Regions from separate parts of the Homo sapiens genome. Here region 2 is linked to region 1. A link is a loop called in an ENCODE intact Hi-C map of the cell type or tissue named here. Cell type or tissue: heart right ventricle. All regions are shown on one strand. Links, peaks and the distances in the headings refer to the core of each region. The heading gives the core; the rest is flanking DNA.

Evidence for each region. Peaks named below come from ENCODE experiments on the same cell type or tissue, not always from the same donor. Only the 100,000 strongest peaks of a DNase experiment are listed, where the experiment ranks them.
Region 2: it touches region 1 in a loop (7-fold over the local background); 3 of 110 quality-filtered maps call a loop at or near these places.

Annotation. Positions count from the first base shown.
Region 1 is chr15:38,582,253-38,593,485 of GRCh38, reverse strand. No RefSeq gene overlaps it. Among named protein-coding and RNA genes, the nearest start is that of RASGRP1, 23 kb to the right of the region's middle. RefSeq lists an enhancer at 1-166. In heart right ventricle, for the core only: no CTCF peak of the experiment used is centred there; no DNase peak of the experiment used is centred there.
Region 2 is chr15:38,530,617-38,541,849 of GRCh38, reverse strand. The region is part of intron 2 of RASGRP1 (RAS guanyl releasing protein 1); the gene reads left to right. Among named protein-coding and RNA genes, the nearest start is that of RASGRP1, 29 kb to the left of the region's middle. In heart right ventricle, for the core only: no CTCF peak of the experiment used is centred there; a DNase peak (open chromatin) is centred at 5,509; H3K27ac peaks cover 1,292 bases.

The DNA.
Region 1 (11,233 bases), core at 1,293-9,292:
AACGGGCCCAGCCCCACTCCACCAGAGTGTGTTCACCTCTGATCCATTTATTTCCTGGGTTTCTGCAGAAGTTTCTGCTAGAAGAGTCTACTGACAAAAAGGGGAAAAAAAAGTCTTGAAAGCTACCCACTTTAATCTTACCCTTTCATTTTACATATAAGGAAACTGTCCTTTACACTTCAAAAGCCTCAGAATAATTCCTGTCCTCTTTAGATCCAACAATTCCACTTTCAGGTAAGTTAGTCCTAAGAAAATAATTATGGATTTGTGAATGTTTCAAGAATGTTCATCACACAATGCTTTACAGTAGAGAAAAAAATAATGGAAGCACCAGCAAGAAAGAGGAGTAGTTGAATAAATCTTTTTTTTTTTTTTTTTTTTTTTTTTGAGATGGAGTCTCACTCTATCGCCCAGGCTGGAGTGCAATGGCGCGATCTTGGCTCACTGCAAGCTCTGCCTCCCAGGTTCACGCCATTCTCCTGCCTCAGCCTCCCAAGTAGCTGGGACTACAGGCGCCCGCCACCTTTCCCGGCTAATTTTTTTGTATTTTTAGTAGAGACGGGGCTTCACTGGGTTAGCCAGGATGGTCTCAATCTGACCTCGTGATCCACCCGCCTGAATAAATCTTACATCCCCAAACATGGAAAACTGGGAGGTCTCCTATATTACAGATGAAAAGTACTTGTATGGAAAAAATGTTCATAATATATTGCTAAGTGGAACACAGGAACACAGACACATGCAGGTGTATTTGTTTTGCCTCTAACATCTCCATCTGTGTCATAGAACAGTCTCTAAAGGGACATCATTGTGTCCTGGCAGTCTGGCAGTCTCTAAAGGGACATCACTGTGCTGATAATGGTCTGCCATTGCCCTATGGCATCACCCATTCTTTCTCTCCTGCATGACCTCTTCACTGCCACAGCAAGACATCCATGCTACGCTGCCACGTCTGGATGCCCCAGTGCTTCCATTCCTAGTACATCAGAATTCTGCTGGGGTTTTGACAAAAACAGATAACTGTGAGCCACATTTTTTCTTGATCTTAAAACAGCCATGCTCATACTCAGAGCTGCACAGTCTTTCTTAAATGGTTCCATCCATTTCTGGCCATCAACCCCTATCCAGCAGGTGTCAAGTCCAGTTTGTCACCAAGAATTGGAATAGACACCCCGGAACCTTTCATTCTGCTTTCTGCTTCCACTTTCTCTGCCTTCTGTAACAGTAGAAGGTTCATTGCCTGATGCATGTGGCAAGTCAATATGCCGAGACACTAGGTCACAGCAGAGAAAGAGATTTAATCTTAGGGTCACCAAATAAGGATGTTGACAAAAAGAGTCAAACTCTGTAAAATATATGAAGAGATTTATTCTGAGCCAAATATGGGTGACCAATGGCCGGTGACACAGCCCTCAGAAGATCCTGAGAACATGTGTCCAGTGTAGTCAGACTACAACTTGGCTTTATACATTTTAGGGAGACATAAGACGTCAATCAATACATGTAAGATGTACGTTGGTTTGGCCCGGAAAGGCAGGACAACCAGAAGTTGGGGGGCAACTTCCAAGTCAGAGGTGGATTCAAAGATTTTCTAATTGGCATTTGGTTGAAAGTGTTAAGTTATTGTCTAAATACCTAGAATCAATAGAAGGGAATGTCCAGGTTAAGATAAGGGGTTGTGGAGACCATGGTTCCCATTATTCAGAGGAAACCTCCAGGTAGCAGACTGCAGAGAGAATAGATCGTCAATGTTTCTTATCAGACTTAAAGTCTGCTCTATTCATCATTCCAAAAGGGAGGAGGGTAGAATGAGACATGTCCAGCTTCCCCTTCCCATCACAGCGGGAACTGGTTTTTCAGGTTAATTTCAGAACTCCAGTGGCCGAGTGGAGGGGTCCATCCAGATGGTTGGGGGGCTTCGAATTTTATTTTTAGTTTACAAGGAGATGAGAAGAAACCTCAAATCCATCTCCCTGAGGAATTCAGGGTTAGGGTTTTGGAGTGGGCCAAAGTGTGGAGATCATTGATTATTTGAAGAGTGCAGGGGGAAGTCATGGGATGGGAAGATGAAGAAGCTGTATTCTCACACTGATCTCCTTCCTCTGTGTGGTCTTCAAACTGGTTGCTGGAATTTGGGGGTCTGAAAAACATCTTCCTTCATATCATAGCGCATACACCTGCACACATGCACACACTTACGAACACATAAAAACACATGCTCATAAACAGACCCACACATGAGAACAACACACCTAAATCCCAATGGTTCTTAGATTGCACTCAAAAAGTTGTGGTCCAATCAGTCACCCCAAGCCTCACAATCTTATGATATCTAGTTAAATTTCTCAAGTTTGGGCCAATTGGTATAAAGAAGCCCAGTGCCAGGTATTTTTGTTTGTTTGTTTGTTTTTAAAGTCTGACTTATAGAATATCTTTAAGGATACAGAATTTTGTATTGGTATTCTTATTTCTCAACTTCACAGGACATACATTAATTGAAGATTCTTTTAGAATGCTACCCATCTACTTTGCTAAACTTATCTGTAATTAGTACCCAGCCCCAGCATTTTAAAAGTTATGTGAATCTTCAAAGGTAGTCTTCTTCTTAGCAGGTTAACAATTTGCTCCCACAATCATATGCTTAGGCTTAATAAACCCTTTCTTCATACATATATTTAAAAAACAGAAGCTTCATCTCATACCTCTGGAATTACTAATCTCTAAAACTACTGAGTGTGGATTAGTGACATTTTACTGTGTCACTTATCTAATTGAAGAGCATAGAGCTCAGTCAAAATTAAGCAAAGATGGACCCTGATCCCTTTCCAGGCCATACCCTTTTTGGAACTAGTTTAGGGGTGTCCTGGCTGAGGCAGCTTCAGAGAAGATGGAAGGAGAGAGGCAGTAGACCTCTGAGATCAGCCAGCCCCTCCAGAAATCCGCTATATTTATGATCAACATTCTTATGATTTTGTTTTCTTGACAAAACAAGCTATTAAATTCAGAAGATATTTGACATTTATATTCATAGTAAAAATATAAGTATATTTTCGGTTCATATTTCCAAGTCTCAGATTAAAAAACAAAGGTGAGATATCCAAGGCCAACACTGAAATTCTTAGGGATCAAGCTGGCATTTGCCTCCCTAAACCACCAGACCAGGTGCAGCACAGAACAAGGGTTGCAGTGGGGATAACTTCCAGGATATAGAAAATGTTGGTAACCTTTTTTTTTTTTTTTTTTTTTGAGACAGACTTTCACTCTTGTTGCACAAGCTGGAGTGCAATGGCATGATCTCGGCTCACTGCAACCCCCACCTCCCGGGTTCAAGAGATTCTCCTGCCTCAGCCTCCTGAGTAGCTGGGATTACAGGTGTGCACCACCACACCTGGCTAATTTTTTGTATTTTTAGTAGAAACAGGGTTTCACCATGTTAGCCAGGCTGGTCTTGAACTTATGACCTCAGGTGATCTGCCCGTCTCGGCCTCCCAAAATGCTGGGATTACAGGCGTGAGCCACCGTGCCCAGCCGGTAACCATGTTTTTTTAAAAGTACGTGGCCTTTTGCCCTTTTTAATGAAACAAAATAACTCAGCACGGAGGGATCATGCAAAAATCAAACTGTATAATGTGAATCAGTTCTGGGAAGGCCAGTCGGACTTTTCACATAATACCTGCTAGGAACCAGGAAACAGAAAAGGGATGAAGAAAGGCAAAGACAAATGCTTTACCACCTGTGATGTAATCTTTTCAAGAAAAACTAGATACTCTTTTGGTCAGAAGGCCAAGCTGGAGTTTGGAGACGTGATGCAACTCTCAATTTGTTAGTGACTCACCCTGCAGCACTTATCTCCGTGCCTTGGGGAGGACTCTTGTGAGTAATGAACAATGAACAGGAAGGGAAAGTCCTCTGTGAATTAAGAAAAATTAGGCACCTGTCTACTAAAGTATCAGGAAAAATGTAGGAAGATTTGGGATTTCTCACCCCTTGGCCCTGAAAGCCTGGAACTGTGTTGTTCCAGACAGTCAGTTATAAAGGCTCATGCTAGTATGTTTCCAGGGGTCTCTCAGGCCCCTCGCCTCCTGCAGGTACCCAGTTCATCTTTAGATGTCTTTGGGTTCCTCGGTGGTCTCAGAGAGCTAAGCCTTCCCAGCTGCACCCAGGACGGGGTTAACTTCAGTGCCAGAGTTGATAAGACCCTGCCTGGCCTCCAGATCAGTGCTGAGATCTGAGTTAAACCTCCTTAAGAAACAACTAGACCTCAACAGCTTTCAAAAGGAGTAAAAAGAAAGAAAATGAAAGAAGGAATCTGGTACACTGGCAACCATTTCCCTGAGTTCTGTTCCCTGTTGGAATGATATGACTGCTTTCTGTTAGATATGTATCTGTAACTACAGCCATACTCCTCAGGAAAGACAAGGTGAGAATAAGTGCAAACGGCAGGAAAGGGTTACTTCTTTCTTACCCTTCTGGATGGACTGATGAGTAATGAGCACTAAGTACCTTCAGATGGTGGCTGACCTGCCAATCAAAGTGCAATACTGCCTGGATTCCAGACAGAACAGTTTCATGTGCATTCTCCCTGCAAAATGAGCAACTTTGGTTCAGTGAGGGGTGAAACTCTGAATACAAGGGACTGAAAGGACTTTTGTTTTAGACAATCTTTTGAAACCTTCATTTTCTGTAGCTCTCGTCCTATTCATGTCACTCAACAATGACTTACTGTTCAGAAAGAGCTGCATCTGCCAAAAACGTTGGGCCTTGAGATTGTGATTCAAAAGCCACCCCTGATTCTCAGAAACCTATCCTAGGTTTGGGATATCTGCTAAACTTTACTAAAGTTACGGCAAACAAAATATTAAGTTGTCCATCTCATACAACTCATCACTCGCTGCCTCCAAGTCAATAGGGCAAAAATACAGCTTTTAGCAGAGAAAAGAATCCTTCACTAAAGGAAGAAGTCAGGGGGGCCGGTGGGTGGAGGGCAGGGTGGACAGAGTTAAACGATTTTTCAGGAAGCTGGACCTTTCCTGCTTTAGCAGAGCTAGAAACTAGGTAAGTCATCCCGCTTGCCTGCGTTTCCTTGTATTTCATCTCTAGCCCAGTCTGTTTTACAGGCATCCTTGGATAGTTTACCATACACCCCTTCTTTTGTATACGCCTGTGTTTGTAAGGACAGGATTTCGTATGTACTCTTAGGATGGCAGAGGTGCCAGGCATCCACATTAAATGAAGATAAAATGAAAAGTGGTACTCCAATGTTCTGGAAGAATAAAAGGAAAATTCAGACACTAGTGGAATAGCAACGAATACAAGTTCGTGTCACTTGTGAGTCTTTCAAAGGGGCTGGAGACCAGGGAGAAAAGTGGCACCACTGAGCCAGAGAACTTCCTAGCATATGATTTCCCCTTTGCTGAGAGCAAGGCAAATTGAGGGATCCTTCATTTCAGTGCTCAGATCTGTAGCAGAAGCTGCAAGCAGGCTGGGTAGAACAACAAGGTAGAAAGATACTGAGAACACTGGGTGTCTGGAGTATTCCAGGACAGGATGGTGTAGGGTGGGAGCTTGAGGGACTGGGCAAAATAATCCCCAAAAGAGAAAAGACCATATCAGTCTTAATTTTCCCTAATTTAACCAGGTCTGAGCAAATGTCTGAATTTATGTCTGCATTGCAGAAAAATATTCACAGCTGTTGAAAGTAGATTTTGAGACTGGAGCACAGTTCCATTAATAGTTCAGTCATGAGAATAAAAGGTAAAATAAAAAGCTAAGAGTCTTGTTACAAAAACAAATTAATAAATAAAACTTCTGGGTTTGTAGTTAGAAAGACCTAAGGAATCATGATTGAATCACTTGATTTTATAATTCCCCATTTCTTAAAGGGAAGGCCCAAAGCCCTCAGAAAAGGAATCATGGAGAAGAGATTGTAGCAAGAACCACACTTCCGTCCCAAAACACTCGCATATATAAACACGCACACACACACAAAGTATGGTACCTGGCACGTGAGAACTGGTATCATAGGGGAACGTGGCCTCCACCAACATATTTAATAGCACATTGGCAACATTTGTACTTTCACTTTTCAAATAACTTGAAACTGAAAACTTAGGGTAAGGCCAGAAGTTTTAAGTCAGTGACTTCTCTTTCCCCAACCAATGGCTAAGTCACTTTAGGACAATTCTCACTTGAGGTGGGCCAAGGAGCAGCTTGTCACTAGACCAAAATTCTGACCCCATGACGCTCAGGTTTGTAACTTGTAGTTGATAGGACAGCTAAAAGGTTAGCACTTCCTTAGAGCATCAACAATATAGTTAGAGTTGGTTATTTACCATCTTTACCTCACCCAGCTCCTCATAATGGGTAATAACCAGCTAGCTGAACTGTTTAGGGTACAAAATCTATTATGTTATATTATGGGTAGGCAGTGTAGCAAAGTGGTGATAAGCTTGAGCTCCAGCATCACACTGACTTGAAACCTAGCTCACGGGTGTGTTCTTGGATGAGTTACTTAACCTTTCTAAGCCTTAAGTTCCTCATCTATAAAGCAAGAACAAATAACAATGGTAATTCATCACAAAGTTTGTTTGTGAGGATAAAGTGAAATGTATTCTTACTTTTTTTAATATACTTTAAGTTCTAGGGTACATGTGCACAATGTGCAGGTTTGTTTCATATGTATACATGTGCCATGTCGGTGTGCTGCACCCATTAACTCGTCATTTACATTAGGTATATCTCCTAATGCTATCACTCCCCCCTCCTCCCACCCCATAACAGGCCCCAGTGTGTGATGTTCCCCACCCTGTGTCCAAGTGTTCTCATTGTTCAATTCCCACCTATGAGTGAGAACATGCGGAGTTTTGTTTTCTGTCCTTGAGATAGTTTGCCCAGAATGATGGTTTCCAGCTTCATCCATGTCCCTACAAAGGACATGAACTCATCCTGTCTTATGGCTGCATAGTATTCCATGGTGTATATGTGCCACATTTCCTTCATCCAGTCTATCATTGATGGACATTTCGGTTGGTTCCAAGTCTTTGCTATTGTGAATAGTGCCACAATAAACATACGTGTGAATGTGTCTTTATAGCAGCATGATTTATAATCCTTTGGGTATATACCCAGTAATGGGATTGCTGGGTCAAATGGTATTTCTAGTTCTAGATCCTTGAGGAATTGCCACACTGTCTTCCACAATGGTTGAACCAGTTTACAGTCCCAAACAATAGTGTAAAAGTGTTCCTATTTCCCCACATCCTCTCCAGCACCTGTTGCTTCCTGACTTTTTAATGATCGCCATTCTAACTGGTGTGAGATGATATCTCACTGAGGTTTTAATTTGCATTTCTCTGATGGCCAATGATGAGGAGCATTTTTTCATGTGTCTGTTGGTTGCATAAATATCTTCTTTTGAGAAGTGTCTGTTCATATCCTTTGCCTACTTTTTGATGGGGTTGTTCGATTTTTTCTTGTAAATTTGTTTAAGTTCTTTGTAGATTCTGGATATTAGCCCTTGGTCAGATGGGTAGATTGTAAAAATTTTCTCCCATTCTGTAGGTTGCCTGTTCATTCTGATGGTAGTTTCTTTTACTGTGCAGAAGCTCTTTAGTTTAATTAGATCCCATTTGTCAATTTTGGCTTTTGTTGCCATTGCTTTTGGTGTTTTAGACATGAAGTCCTTGCCCATGCCTATGTCCTGAATGGTATTGCCTAGGTTTTCTTCTAGGGTTTTTATGGTTTTAGGTCTAACATTTAAGTCTTTAATCCATCTTGAATTCATTTTTGTATAAGGTGTAAGGAAGGGATCCAGTTTCAGCTTTCTACCTATGGCTAGCCAGTTTTCCCAGCACCATTTATTAAACAGGGAATCCTTTCCCCATTTCTTGTTTTTGTCAGGTTTGTGAAAGATCGGATGGTTGTAGATGTGTGGTATTATTCCTGAGGACTCTGTTCTGTTCCCTTGGTCTATATCTCTGTTTTGGTACCAGTACCATGCTGTTTTGATTACTGTAGCCTTGTAGTATAGTTTGAAGTCAGGTAGCGTGATGCCTCCAGCTTTGTTCTTTTAGCTTAGGACTGTCTTGGCAATGCAAGCAATTTTTTGGTTCCATATGAACTTTAAAGTAGTTTTTTCCAATTCTGTGAAGAAAGTCATTGGTAGCTTGATGGGGATGCCATTGAATCTATAAATTACCTTGGGCAGTATGGCCATTTTCACGACATTGATTCTTCCTATCCATGAGCATGGAATGTCCTTCCATTTGTTTGTGTCCTCTTTTATCTCATTGAGCAGTGGTTTGTAGTTCTGCTTGAAGAAGTCCTTCACATCCCTTGTAAGTTGGATTCCTAGGTATTTTATTCTCTTTGAAGCAATTGTGAATGGGAGTTCACTCATGATTTGGATCTCTGTTTGTCTGTTATTGGTGTATAGGAATGCTTGTTATTTTTCCACATTGATTTTGTATCCTGAGACTTTGCTGAAATTGCTTATCAGCTTAAGGAGATTTTGGGCTGAGACGATGGGGTTTTCTAAATATACAATCATGTTATCTGCAAACAGGGACAATTTGACTTCTTCTTTTCCTAATTGAATACCCTTTATTTCTTTTTCCTGCCTGATTGCCCTGGCCAGAACTTCCAATACTATGCTGAATAGGAGTGGTGAGAGATGGCATCCCTGTCTTGTGCCAGTTTTCAAAGGGAATGCTTCCAGTTTTTGCCCATTCAGTATGGTATTGGCTGTGGGTTTGTCATAAATAGCTCTTATTATTTTGAGATACATTCCATCAATATCCAGTTTATTGAGAGTTTTTAGCATGAAGAGCTGTTGAATTTTGTCGAAGGCCTTTTCTTCATCTATTGAGATAATCATGTGTTTTTTGTCTTTGGTTCTGTTTATATGATGGATTACATTTATTGATTTGCGTATGTTGAACCAGCCTTGCATCCCAGGGATGAAGCCAACTTCATCATGGTGGACAAGCTTTTTGATGTGCTGCTGGATTCGGTTTGCCAGTATTTTATTGAGGATTTTTGCATTGATGTTCATCAGGGATATTGGTCTAAAATTCTTATTTTTTGTGTCTCTGCCAGGCTTTGGTATCAGGATGATGCTGGCCTCATAAAATGAGTTAGTGAGGATTCCTTCTTCTTCTATTGATTGGAATAGTTTCAGAAGGAATGGTACCAGCTCCTCTTTAGAATGGTACCTCTGATAGAATTTGGCTGTGAATCCATCTGGTCCTGGACTTTTTTTGGTTGGTAGACTATTAATTATTGCCTCAATTTCAGAGCCTGTTATTAGTCTATTCAGGGATTCAACTTCTTCCTGGTTTAGTCTCGGGAGGGTGTATGTGTCCAGGAATTTATCCATTTCTTCTACATTTTCCAGTTTATTTGTATAGAGGTGTTTATAGTATTCTCTGACGGTAGTTTGTATTTCTGTGGGATCAGTGGTGATATCCCTTTTACCATTTTTTATTGTGTCTATTTGATTCTTCTCTTTTCTTCTTTATTAATCTTGTTAATGGTCTATCAATTTTATTGATCTTTTCAGACAACCAGCTCCTGGATTCATTGATTTTTTGAAGGGCTTTTTGTGTCTCTATCTCCTTCAGTTCTGCTCTGATCTTAATTATTTCTTGCCTTCTGCTAGCTTTTGAATTTGTTTGCTCTTGCTTCTCTAGTTCTTTTAATTGTGATGTTAGGGTGTCAATTTTAGATCTTTCCTCCTTTCTCTTGTGGGCATTTAGTGCTATAAATTTCCGGCTACACACTGCTTTAAATGTGTCCCATAGATTCTGGTATGTTGTGTCTTTGTTCTCATTGGTTTTAAAGAACATCTTTATTTCTGCCTTCATTTTGTTATGTACCCAGTAGTCATTCAGAAGCAGGTTGTTCAGTTTCCATGTAGTTGAACGGTTTTGAGTGAGTTTCTTAATCCTGAGTTCTAATTTGATTGCACTGTGGTCTGAGAGACAGTTTGTTATAATTTCTGTTCTTTTACATTTGCTGAGGAGTGCTTTACCTACAACTATGTGGTCAGTTTTGGCATAAGTGTGATGTGGTGCTGAGAAGAATGTATATTCTGTTGATTTGGGGTGGAGAGTTCTGTAGATGTCTATTAGGTCCACTTGGTGCAGAGCTGAGTTCAATTCCTGGCTATCCTTATTAACTTTCTATCTCGTTGATCTGTCTAATGTTGACAGTGGGGTGTTGAAGCCTCCCATTATTATTGTGTGGGAGTCTAAGTCTCTTTGTAGGTCTCTAAGAACTTGCTTTATGAATCTGGGTGCTCCTGTATTGGGTGCATATATATTTAAGATAGTTAGCTCTTCTTGCTGAATTGATCCCTTTACCATTATGTAATGGCCTTCTTTGTCTCTTTTGATCTTTGTTGGTTTAAAGTCTGTTTTATCAGAGACTAGGATTGCAACCCCTGCTTTTTTTTTTGTTTTCCATTTGTTGGTAGATCTTCCTCCATCCCTTTATTTTGAGCTTATGTGTGTCTCTGCATGTGAGATGGGTCTCCTGAATACAGCACACTGATGGGTCTCGACTCTTTATCCAATTTGCCAGTCTGTGTCTTTTAATTGGAGCATTTAGCCCATTTATATTTAAGGTTAATATTGTTATGTGTGAATTTGATCCTGTCATCATGATGTTAGTTGGTTATTTTGCTGGTTAGTTGATGCGGTTTCTTCCTAGCATTGATGGTCTTTACAATTTGGCATGTTTTTGCAGTGGCTGGTACCGGTTTTTCCTTTCCATGTTTAGTGCTTCCTTCAGGAGCTCTTGTAAAGCAGGCCTAGTGGTGACAAAATCTCTCAGCATTTGCTTGTCTGTAAAGGATTTTATTTCTCCTTCACTTATGAAGTTTAGTTTGTCTGGATATGAAATTCTGGGTTGAAAATTCTTTTCTTCAAGAATGTTGAATATTGGCCCCCACTCTCTACTGGCTTGTAGAGTTTCCGCCGAGAAATCCACTATTAGTCTGATGGGTTTCCCTTTGTGGGTAACCCGGCCTTTCTCTCTGGCTGCCCTTAACATTTTTTCCTTCATTTCAACTTTGGTGTATCTGACAATTATGTCTTGGAGTTGCTCTTCTCAAGGAGTATCTTTGTGGCATTCTCTGTATTTCCTGAATTTGAATGTTGGCCTGTCTTGCTAGGTTGGGGAAATTCTCCTGGATAATATCCTGAAGAGTGTTTTCCAACTTGATTCCCTTCCC
Region 2 (11,233 bases), core at 1,736-9,735, 52 kb after region 1:
TAGGCCCTGACTGTACCATGTACTGTAGTATTGCCTGTAGCTTCTTCAGGCTTGGGACAGGGTGCTTATTATATCTGCAATCCCACAGTACCTATCACAGTGCTCTTTGAGCAAAGAACTCTGGTCTTGTGATGAGAAAAGCCAAGTCTAGGATGCCAGCTCTGCCACTTGATGGTATTATCCGTGGGTTAGTGATTTATCCAGGGGTGACATTCAGAATATTTATGTGTGTGTGTATATATATATATGAATGAATAAATGACAGGGTCTTGCTCTATCACCCAGTCTGGAGTGCAGTGGCACAATCACGGCTCAGTGCAGCCTCCACTTCCCTGGCTCAAATGATCCTCTTACCTCAGCCTCCCAAATAGCTGGGACCATAGTCATGAGCCACCATGCCAGCTAATATTTTTTTATTCTCAGTAGAGATGAGGTCCTGCTGCGTTGCCCAGGCTGGTCTCAAACTCCTGAGCTCAGGTGATCCTCCCGCCCCAGACTCCCCAAGTGCTGTGATTACACGTCACCACACCTGGCCTTCAAAATATTTAACCAGCATGGCACATGTCCCTTCATTTAGACGCCCGCTGGCCAGGCTGGGGATTAGCCCTGTCTTTATGCTTTTATTGTCGGTAAAGTGGATACAGTCCCTACCCACCTCAAAAGGTTGTTGTGATGGTCAAATGAGATAATGCATGTGAAAGTACTCTGTAAAGTACAAAGTGCTATACAAATGTAAGTCAGGGTTGCCTGGTGGTATTTCTAGTGCCCGTGTGTGGGGTTGGTTGCCCAGCCCTCAACATGGTCTCATGGTCTGCTCTGCTCTGCTCAGAGCAGTCTCCCAGGAGCAAACCAAGGAGTTGTTGAGTAATTGAGCAGGACACTGCAAATCTGAGAAATCCTGGAATCAGCCTGTTAGGTCCTAAGGAAACTCAGAATATCAGCTCCTTCAAGGATGGCCCCTTTTTAGGCCTGAAAAATATCAATGTTTCAGTACATATATTTTGGAAAAGCTAAATAAAACAAAAACCTAAAAAGGCTTTTTGAATTTTAACCTAAGTTTTCCTTATTTGAGGACACCTTGTTCTATTGCACAATGACCTTAAAATTCAGGATCCTTAAAGATATCTGGGCATCTCAGACTCATCTGATTGTCACCATATGGCAAGGAGCTGCTCTGCCTAGATCTGTAAATGGAGTTAAATGCCAGAGACATTAACATAGATTAAAGGGACAGTCTAAATCTTAGTCACTGCTTTGTCTTTATAGTTTCTTGCCTCCTCTTTTTACCCTTTTACTTCCTTAAAAACTGTCTTAATTTCCTCACCATCGCCTTCCCACATGCCCTCAGGTCTGCAGATCCTGGGGATACAAATCCTTAGCCACTTTTCTCTTCCAAATGCATTTCACTCTTTCCTCATATTCAGTGCCCAGTTACTGTTTTGTGTTTATCATTAGTTGCCAGTCAATGTTAATGTTTGTTCTTATATGCTTTGATTTAAATGAAGGAAATGGCCCCAGTGTAGTGTGTACAGCAGAGAACTAGAGACTGTAGGGAACAGACAGAAAATAGACACAACCCTTTTACTTACTCTTGAAGGATTCCCATTTAAAAGGCAATGCAGGGATGGCCACAGTGACTCATGCCTATAATCCCAGAACTTTGGCCGGCCGAGGTGGGAGGATCGCTTGAGCCCAGGAGTTCAAGACCAGCCTGGGCAACACAGCAGGACCTCATCTCTACAAAATATAATAATAATAAAAAAGAATTAGCCTGGCATGGTGATGTGTGCCTATAGTCCCAGATACTTAGGAGGCTGAGGTGGGAAGGTTACTTGAGCCCAGGAAGTCAAGTGTGCAGTGAGCCATGATTATACCACTGCACTCCGGCCTGGGCAATAGAGTGAGACCTTGTCTCAAAAAATAAAAATAAAAACAAACGGCAAAGATGAGTTCATGTCCTTTGTAGGGACATGGATGAAATTGGAAATCATCATTCTCAGTAAACTATCGCAAGAACAAAAAACCAAACACCGCATATTCTCACTCATAGGTGGGAATTGAACAATGAGAACACATGGACACAGGAAGGGGAACATCACACTCTGGGGACTGTTGTGGGGTGGGAGGAGCGGGGAGGGATAGCATTGGGAGATATACCTAATGCTAGATGACGAGTTAGTGGGTGCGGCACACCAGCATGGCACATGTATACATATGTAACTAACCTGCACATTGTGCACATGTACCCTAAAACTTAAAGTATAATAATAATAAATAAATAAATAAAAACAAAAAAAAAAACGGCAATGCAGGACTGTGGTAGATATTAATAACTTTAAAACATAATGATAAAATAACCAGGGTGATAATTTGTAGCCCCTTCTTGCTACTTCCTAGCTGTGGGACATTGACTAGATATTTTTACCTCTCTTGACTCTGTTTCTTCATGTGTGAAACAGAGAAAACATCGATCATGCAGAATTGTAGTAAATATTGAGAGCATGTCTGTAACATGGCCTAGTTCACTCCTGGCACATGGTGGATGGTTCAGTATATGGTGGCATTTATTATATTCTCATTTAGCATGCAGGCCAGCTCTGGAAACCCTCAATACCCAGGTAGACTATGTGCTTTTTATCTTTACAGCTGTCAGGGTGAGAGGCAGTGGTATCTGGTGGAAAGGGCAGGGTTTACCTCAGAAGACTGGAACTCAAGTCACAGCACTGTCACTCATAAGATGGGTGACTTTAGGCAAGTCATACCACCTTACTCTCTGTTTCCTCACCTATAAAATAATGCAAATAATACCCATCTCTCAGAGTTGTGAGGCTCAGATGAGGCAACGTGTGAGGAGAGTGGTCATTCATAAAACGCTAATAAATAGAGGTTATTAGTACTTCAGCACCAGGGTGAGGGTTTCATGTGCCTACGTGACAACTGTCAGGCACCGTAACTATTTGGGACCCACAAGTTAACCAGACATCCGTGGTGTGAACTCAGTTCAGAACCTTGTTCTCCTCAAAAGATATTAACACTTTTTTCTTATCTTGAGTGCCATCTCTGGATTATCTCTCTGTTGGAAGGGGTGGGCGTAAGACATTATGAAGCTCTCATTCTGCAAAGAGCAAATTGAGGCTCAGAAACAATCAGGGCCATCCCAGAGCCAGGCAGCCTGGGTTTGAATCTCAGGTCTACTACTTACTAGCTGTGTAAACTTGGACAAATTACCTTACTTCCTTGCCTCAGTTTCTTCATCTGTCAGATGGCACCTGTCTCACAGGGTTAATATACGTAAAGGCTGTCTTGAAACAGTGTCTGGTACACAGGAAGTGCTCCAAGTATGTTAGCAAAAAGAGAAGACGGGGGTGGCTAAACCTTGAATGTAGTTCATTTCTTCTGGTTAGATGCTGCATTTCTTCCAACAATCTCAAATATTTCTCCTGGTCTCCCCCATCTTCCAATAAGTAACAACATTGTTAGTTTCAGTGTTGCATTTTGGCTATTTCTGTAGGACAGTGATACAACACATCAATTCATGACTTAGGATGTTCTGAAGCACATTCTTTTTTGTTTCATTTTGTTTATGGAGACAGAGTCTTGCTCTATCCCCCAGGCTAGAGTGCAGTGGTGCAATCTTGGCTCACTGCAACCTCCGCCTCCCAGGTTCAAGCTATTCTCATGCCTCAGCCTCCTGAGTAGCTGAGATTACAGGCGCCCACCACCACACCCAGCTAATTTTTGTATTTTTAGTAGAGACGAGGTTTTGTCATGTTGGCTAGGCTGGTCTTGAACTCCTGACCTCGGGTAATCTGCCTGCCTCAGCCTCCCAAAGTGCTGGGATTACAGGCATGAGCCACCGTGCCCAGCCCCTTGAAGCACATTCCTATTCAGCTCTTGACTACTGAATAGAGACCAGTTTCTTTCCTTTGAATAGTAAGAGATTCCTCACTCACCGGTGCAGTTCTCACTTCAGAGTGGCTCTCCAGGTCCTCCTGCTCACTTCTCTCTAGCACCTCTGTAAACTCTTGAGGGTTCTGGCGTTGGGGGAGTGCGCTTAAAACCTAGGATTGAAGGGAAGCTTGGAAGGCTACTAATATAGTTGGGATGTTGTTCCTGCCCAAATCTCATGTTGAAATGTAATGTTGGAGATGGGGCCTGGTGGGAGATGCCTGGATCATGGGGGTAGGTTTCTCATGAATGGTTTAGTACCCTCCTCTTGGTACTGTCCCCATGATAGTGAGTTCTCATGAGATATATGTCCCTCTGGGAAGCTAGGACAGGGCCCCACTGCTCCTGCTTCCCTTGCCTGGCTCATGTCTATAGTGCTGCATGGGAATGGTCAATGTCTATGAGCCATGGGGTTGCGTGCATGGCAGCTCATCAAAGAATCAAACTGTAGCATAACTACCCAGCCAGATGTGTGGCACTTCCTCCCTCTCCCTCTTGCTCCTGCTTTCACCATGTGACGTGCCTGCTTTTTCACCCTCTACCATGATTGTAAGCTTCCTGAGGGCTTCCCAGAAGCAAATGCTGCTATGTTTCTTATTCAGCCTGCAGAACCTTGAACCAATTAAATTTCTTTTCTTTATAAATTATATTTTCTTTATAGCAATGCAAGAATGGACTAACACAGCCACCAACTAACTGCCAAGGAGGACCCCATGCTTGAGGGGTCCAGTCTCGCTGGCACAGTGATGAACTACAGTGGACAGCCACTCCTTGAGTAGTGGTCATAGTTAAGGGACAAAAAAATCATGGTTCCAGTCTGGAATAGCCAAACAAAGAAAAAAAATAGCCAGAACAAAGGAAAAAAAAACAAAATAGTGCTTAAATCTAGCAAGAGAAATAAGAATAATTCATCACTGTTATAGTGCTTCACACTTTTCTAAGCATTTTTATGTATTTAATCAAACATCATCTAATCCTAACCACAACCAAAGAAGGGGTGAGGAAACTTTCAGAATAATTTCTATCTGATTTCAAAAGACTCTGTTCAGTTACTTTTTACCCTACATGGTGATGTGATGTTTTTTTGTACGAGACTGTTCATTGCAGAGAATTATAAGCAATTAAAGAACAGTTTCTGTGGTGAAAAGCATATTTTACAATAAGACTATGGTCAGTGGATTTCTATTTTATGTCAGCATACACTGTTTCCCACAATTCCATCATGCACTGGAATGAGGTTATCTATTATCTAGGCTTGTGGGTCTGATGGGACCAAGTCACTCATTGAGAAAAATTGTCTGAGGAAGGCTGAGGTCATGGCTAACCAGTAATTCTCAGATGGGCCTTATATTATTTTGTTGTGTAAGTATTTGGGAAGTTCTCCAAGTTGCTTCTTCGTGCCTATTGGGCATGTCTGAAAATATGCAAAAAAGGCCAAGAATTTAATAGATAAGAATGACGTGATACAAATATGCTCCAGTGAGCAAGGTAAGAGCCTGACCCAGATTTTCTTCCCAGTTTGTTTATTTCTTTTTCTTTGGGTCCACTGGCCCTTTGCCAGCCCTCCTCCCAGCAAGCTGCTGGCAGCTCTCTGTGTCCTTCTGGGAAGCTAGGACAGGGCCCCGCTGCTCCTTCTTCCCTTGCCTGGCTCATGTCTATAGTGCTGCATGGGAATGGTCAATGTCTATGAGCCATGGGGTTGCGTGCATGGCAGCTCATCAAAGAATCAAACTGTAGCATAACTACCCAGCCAGATAATTCAATTGTTCCTAGAGAGTTTGATGGGACCCAGAAGAAGTAGCCACCAGGTATATTCAGTCGGCACTGACTTCAACAAATGCTCTTAGAGTTTGAAGTCATAGCGTTGTCCCAGAGTCAGCTCACTGGGTCTGCTCGGGACTTGCAGTACCTCTTCCCTGCTCTTCTGTTTATTTCCTAGCCCCAGTCCCCAAACCCCACCCACAGACTTGTGTCCAATTTCCAGAACTGAAGAGGACCAACTTCCCTCCTGACTTCTGAGACTCATGATTCTTCAGACATGACAAGTCCAGATCGAGACTGCAATCCCCAAGGAAGGCCAGCTGTCTTGCTCAGCAGAGACAATACAGCTAAAAGCTCTTTCTCACTTTAGGCAATTCATGCACTTGGTTAGACATTTATAGACTTCAACTGCTCATCCAAAAAATCTAGGTCATTCTTTACATAGAGCTTCACACTTTGGAAGGAAAGCCAGGCCCAGGGAGGAGCGTTTCTGTTGATGTCTGGTTTGGCTGAGGCAGTAGAGAGTGCTTCTGCTGTGGGAAGAGGGAGAGATGGACCAGCGCAGGCACTGTGGGCCCTTAGGGGACGTGAATTTTCACCCCCTGGCCACTGACTCACAGAGTCTCTGAGTAAATGGTGCCAATAATAGCTGCCTTGTGTTGATGTCATGAAAAGTGGTGGGTTTAAGGATTAGGCTTTCTAAGGACATTTTTAAAGTATGTACCATAATTCCAGTGAGAAGGGCTGGGTGGGTCTGTTGGGGGTGTAGGGCTTCCTGGGGAGGAAGAAAGAATAGAGGTGTGGGTGAGAGGTTTAGCCATGTAACATGGATGGCCAAAATGGTAGAGCTCTTCCAAGTATATTCCTACCTGCCTCCTAAGCCCCGAGGAGAAGGACATGCCAAAGAAAGAGCCTTGGGCTGGGAGTGAGAGGGCCCTTCTTGTGGAGGTTCCTCTACTCACCATGGCTGAGGCATGTTGCTTCAGTTTTCTCATTTTTAAATTTCAGCTCATGGTTCTGCTGCTGCATTGAGCTGCTGTACAATGCAAATGTTCAACACAAGTGAAGCTGTTTGTTGAACCTAAGTGCCACAAAAACGTAACATATCATTATCAGGTGTTCTCACCCAGAGAGAATAGTGTGGTTCTTCAGCCACTCGCTTGCTTCAGGGATGGTTTGTGTGGGCATGTGCTCATTTTGTACAGGTCTGTTCCTGTGTACCTAGATGCTGTGCAACTTGAAAGGCCTGCTCCTCCTTCCTGCTCTACTACTCTGGCCCCAGCAGGACAGTGAATATCAATAGAACAGAGGCAGGAAGCATGGGTTCTTTTCCTTCAAGTCTTTTCCACGTTGGCTTCTCTGCAACAGGAGTTGAGGGAGGCTTGGTTAGAACAAATCACCTTTGTCTGGGGGTGGGTTAACCAGATTTTTCCCTCTTCTGTGTCTGTGGCCTTGGTTGTGGCACCAGCTGTCATCACTGCCCCAGCAGTTGGGTGGGAGAGAAGAGATGAGCCTGGCCAGCCCCTCTCCTGCTTTAGTAAGACTCCGCTTAAAGGCCTGTTGTAAAAGTTTGAAATTGCAGGTCAGGGTTAATTTAAAGCTTGTGTATTGTCCATGTTATGGTGTCCCCCAGCCATTACAAGTAAATAATTAAAAGCCAATTGTAACCAAGATATTCAGAGCTCCATAAATTCCTGGACACCATAATATGACAAGAAATAGACACTAGTCTAACTATATGGCAGGCTGTCCTATGTGGGCCAGGGTATGACATACCAGGTTATCCCAGAAAGAAGAACAGGACAAGCTTTACAAGGAACTGAGCTTCCCTTCTCCCAAATTCTCACCTTATATTAACATTTTTGTTCTTGGTTTAGAGCACCAACCACTTCAAGAAACTGCTGTTGCAATGTGGATTTCTCTGAGAGGATTCACCCTTGAAGTCCTTGTCTCCTGCAGAGGAATTTGTTGATCTGGATTAACTGTCCAGTCATTGGGCAAGGCCCAGAGGGCATGAGATTAGGAGTGAGATGAGGAGTGGAATGGGTTCAGGAACACCTGGGGAGCAAGGAAACCAGACAGGAAGGAATACAAAAGGAAGCCCAGCAAGCACCAGCCCTCTTGAGGAGGCTTGCAGCTGCTGTGGGTGCATGCTGGAGGTGGCCCACACCTGTCCTGAGAGCTGACTGCAAGCATCTCTTCCTAGGTGCATGTTCAGTGACTTCATGTTGGTAGCTTGAAACTGGCCATAGTGGAAGTATTTACACCATGCAAATACGTGAACACTACAAACCAGGGTTCCTCTCACTTCTCTCCCAGGAGAGCTTTACATTAAACTCTTGCAAGCATCCTGCTGGTGGCAACCATAATGGATTCTCACTTTCCCTGAAAAGCAGGACTTAATCCTTAGCAGATCACTTGCTTTCTCCCGATTGTTCTCCTCCCCTGAGTCTTGAGGGGCTGGGGACTAACAGAGACCAAAGTGGCCTTGGTGATATGTATGAAGTGGCTCAGGTCATAGACGGTATACAAGTTCAAAGTTTGTATCACCACATTGTTTCTTCACATGCACTTCCTGCCTAAGTTGCTGCCGTCCGCTCTAAAAAACTAAACAAACAACGACCAGAAAACAAACTCTACTGATCTTATTTTCAGCTTGCCAATTTTTATACAGTCTCCAAACAGGATTTAATGAATGTAATAATCTTGCTGACAAATAGGTTTTACTTCTTTGGAATATTTATCACATAGTTATTTATTTAGAATTCTGTGTGTATACCTACCAGGTTCAACCTAGACCCAGCCTAACCATGTTTCTGGAGATACTGACCTCCATTATCAACCTCAGCCTTACCACAGGCTCTGCTCTAACCTTGCCCCTAGGTTTTCTGATCCTAGCTTTCCCATTACCACCCTCTGGCCTCTGGTTGTGGCACACCTGTTATTTCATGTTAGGCCCTCAATGCTGACAGCTTGCCTATCCTTCATATGCTGATCTGTCTCTGGTACACTCAAAATACCTTCACACATCAAGAGATTTCCTTGGAAACCAAAACAAAGGAGAAGAAGTGACTGTTCCGGAGTTGCTGCCTGGTGCTGGACGTTTGTTTTCATGTTTCATGTTCATCTTGCAGCAAGGCATTTCCATCTCATCCCCCAGACAAGCCTTCACTGTAGGAAAGCTGGCCCCCACCTCTTATCAGCAAGGAGCAGGGTCTGCATCACCACCCTTTGCCAGTTTTCTCTCACGAGACTCTGATCATCAGGGAGCAGGTCTTCTCTCTCAGAGGCAAGGAGCTTATTTCAGGCAATAACAGCAGTTTTCATATGGTTCTTCAGATCTCCTTTAGTACCTAGGACAGTGCTTTCCATAGGGTAGATTCATTATCAATGTTGGTTAGTGGTGTCAAAAATTATTTCTACTTGAAGTAGAATGAACAGTTGCTATATAGAATAGTTAGGAAGCCATATCCTGTCATTGGAGGGGTCCAAGTAGAGGCCAGACAACCACTTACCTGTGATGGTTTTAGGAGGGAATAATGCATTTGGATAGAAAGAAGAGGTAGAAGATGGCTAGCCTTTTCCACCCTGATTGTGATCTCATAAACTATGGGATGCCAGCACTGAGTCTAACGGTGGAAAATAGGCTGTTGGCCCAGAGACAGATGACTCTCCAGAATCCGCTTAGTTTTTCTGTTTTCTTGAGCAAGTGGTCTGCAGGTTGAGTGAGTCTTTAATTAATATGCTTCTCTAGCAGCTTACATTACTCCCCTAGTCAAATGGCAGAGTATGTAAGATCAACATTGTGTACCCCACTGAGGCTTCAACCCTTTAAAGAAGTCTTTTCCTGTAAGTGTAAGGAGAAGCAGATGGTAATGAAAAAATACGCACATTTTATTATGCGTTGCACATTTTACTTATTAGAATTTTTAGTATGACACCCTGCATTTTAAAAAGCCTAAAGATGAAAACAAAATGGAATTATTCTTTGAAATATTTAAATCAGCTTGCAGCAATTATCTCAAAATATGAAAATAAAATCTAGCAGCCTGGAAGGTAGATCTTCCTTGACCACCCACTTTGAAAATCTCGTCTTTCAAAGGGAGGCTCTTCCTCTCAAAAAGGAAGAAGAGCATGCTGTACAGAATGAGGGCAGGAAGGGACGTATCCCCGATGAGGTTGTTCAAAAAGGAAGAAGAGCATGCTGTACGGAATGAGGGCAGGAAGGGACATATCCCTGATGAGGTTGTATAGAGCTGGAGCTTATGTGTGGGAGAGCTGGTGGTGGGAATGAGGGCAAGTGACTACACTGAACCATTCTCTCGTTGAAAAGTAGAACCAGGACTGGAGAGGAGTTACCTCGGAGTTCTGGACTGGGTGTAGAGAGAGAGTGTTTCTGTCTGCTCTTTCCCTAACCACATCTCTGCCTCCCTTGGCTGAGTGAGTCATCCTCTGCCAGCCTTACCATTTGCCAGCACTCACTCCCACAGAGACCATGTGAGGATTAACAAGCCGTACTTTGGGAACGTCACTGAAACTGTGGAAAAGCAGTGCAAGGTAAAGGTGAAGTGTGAATATGATTGTGAATCTTAAGCACAGAACCCTGAGTTCTTAAAGGCAATTTTTAAGATTAGTATCCATCAACCAAAGTTCACAAGAGTTTTTCAGAAATCACCAGAGTACAAAAGCTATTTCACGAAATGTGCAGTGGCTGTGACCTTAGTGAGATTTCTTAGACTTGTAGCCATAAGGACTGGAAGAGTTCGTAAAGCTCAGCTCCCACTTTATTCTTGAATTCCTTATCCTGACGAATGGTGATTCAGCATGCAGCCAGGTATAGTGGAAAGAGAAGGGGCTCTGGAATCAGACAGACCTTGGGCCAGGTCCCAGCTCCTCCACCCATTGTCCCTTTGACCTAGAACAAATTACCTAATCTCTCTATGCTTTGATTTCCTCAGCTGTGAGTTGTGAACAATGCTTGTTGTTGAGAGTTAGAACATGGTTAAAGTGTTTAGCACAGCTCCTGGTATTTAGTAGGGCTTCAATAAATGATAGCTGCTATGCTAATTACAATAATGCTTATTAAGTGTTGCTCTTCAGGCTCTTTTTTAATATCTCTGTGATGGCAATGCTTCCATCATTAGACAGTGCTGATGGCTAGAATTTTCTGCCACATGTTGTGCCCAATCCTATTTCCTATAATTTCTATCCATCTACTCTGGTGCTGCCTTTTGTGGCCCCATAGAACAAGTCTAAACCAACTCCCACAAAGAACACTTCAGATATTTGAAGACAATTTTAATCTCTTCCCCAAGTTTTCTTCATGGTAAACCCTTTAGTTCCTGGAATCCTTCCATAGGTGACTTAGTTTTGATCTCACCCAGGACACGTCTAAGTCCCTTTTCCTCACATATGAGTATCTATGGGAAGATGCTAACCAGCCATAAAGGAAAGTTGAGATGGCAAGTTTTAGATGCCATCCATACTGAATAAGCTGGCTTTTGTCCATGGTTCTTGTGAACAT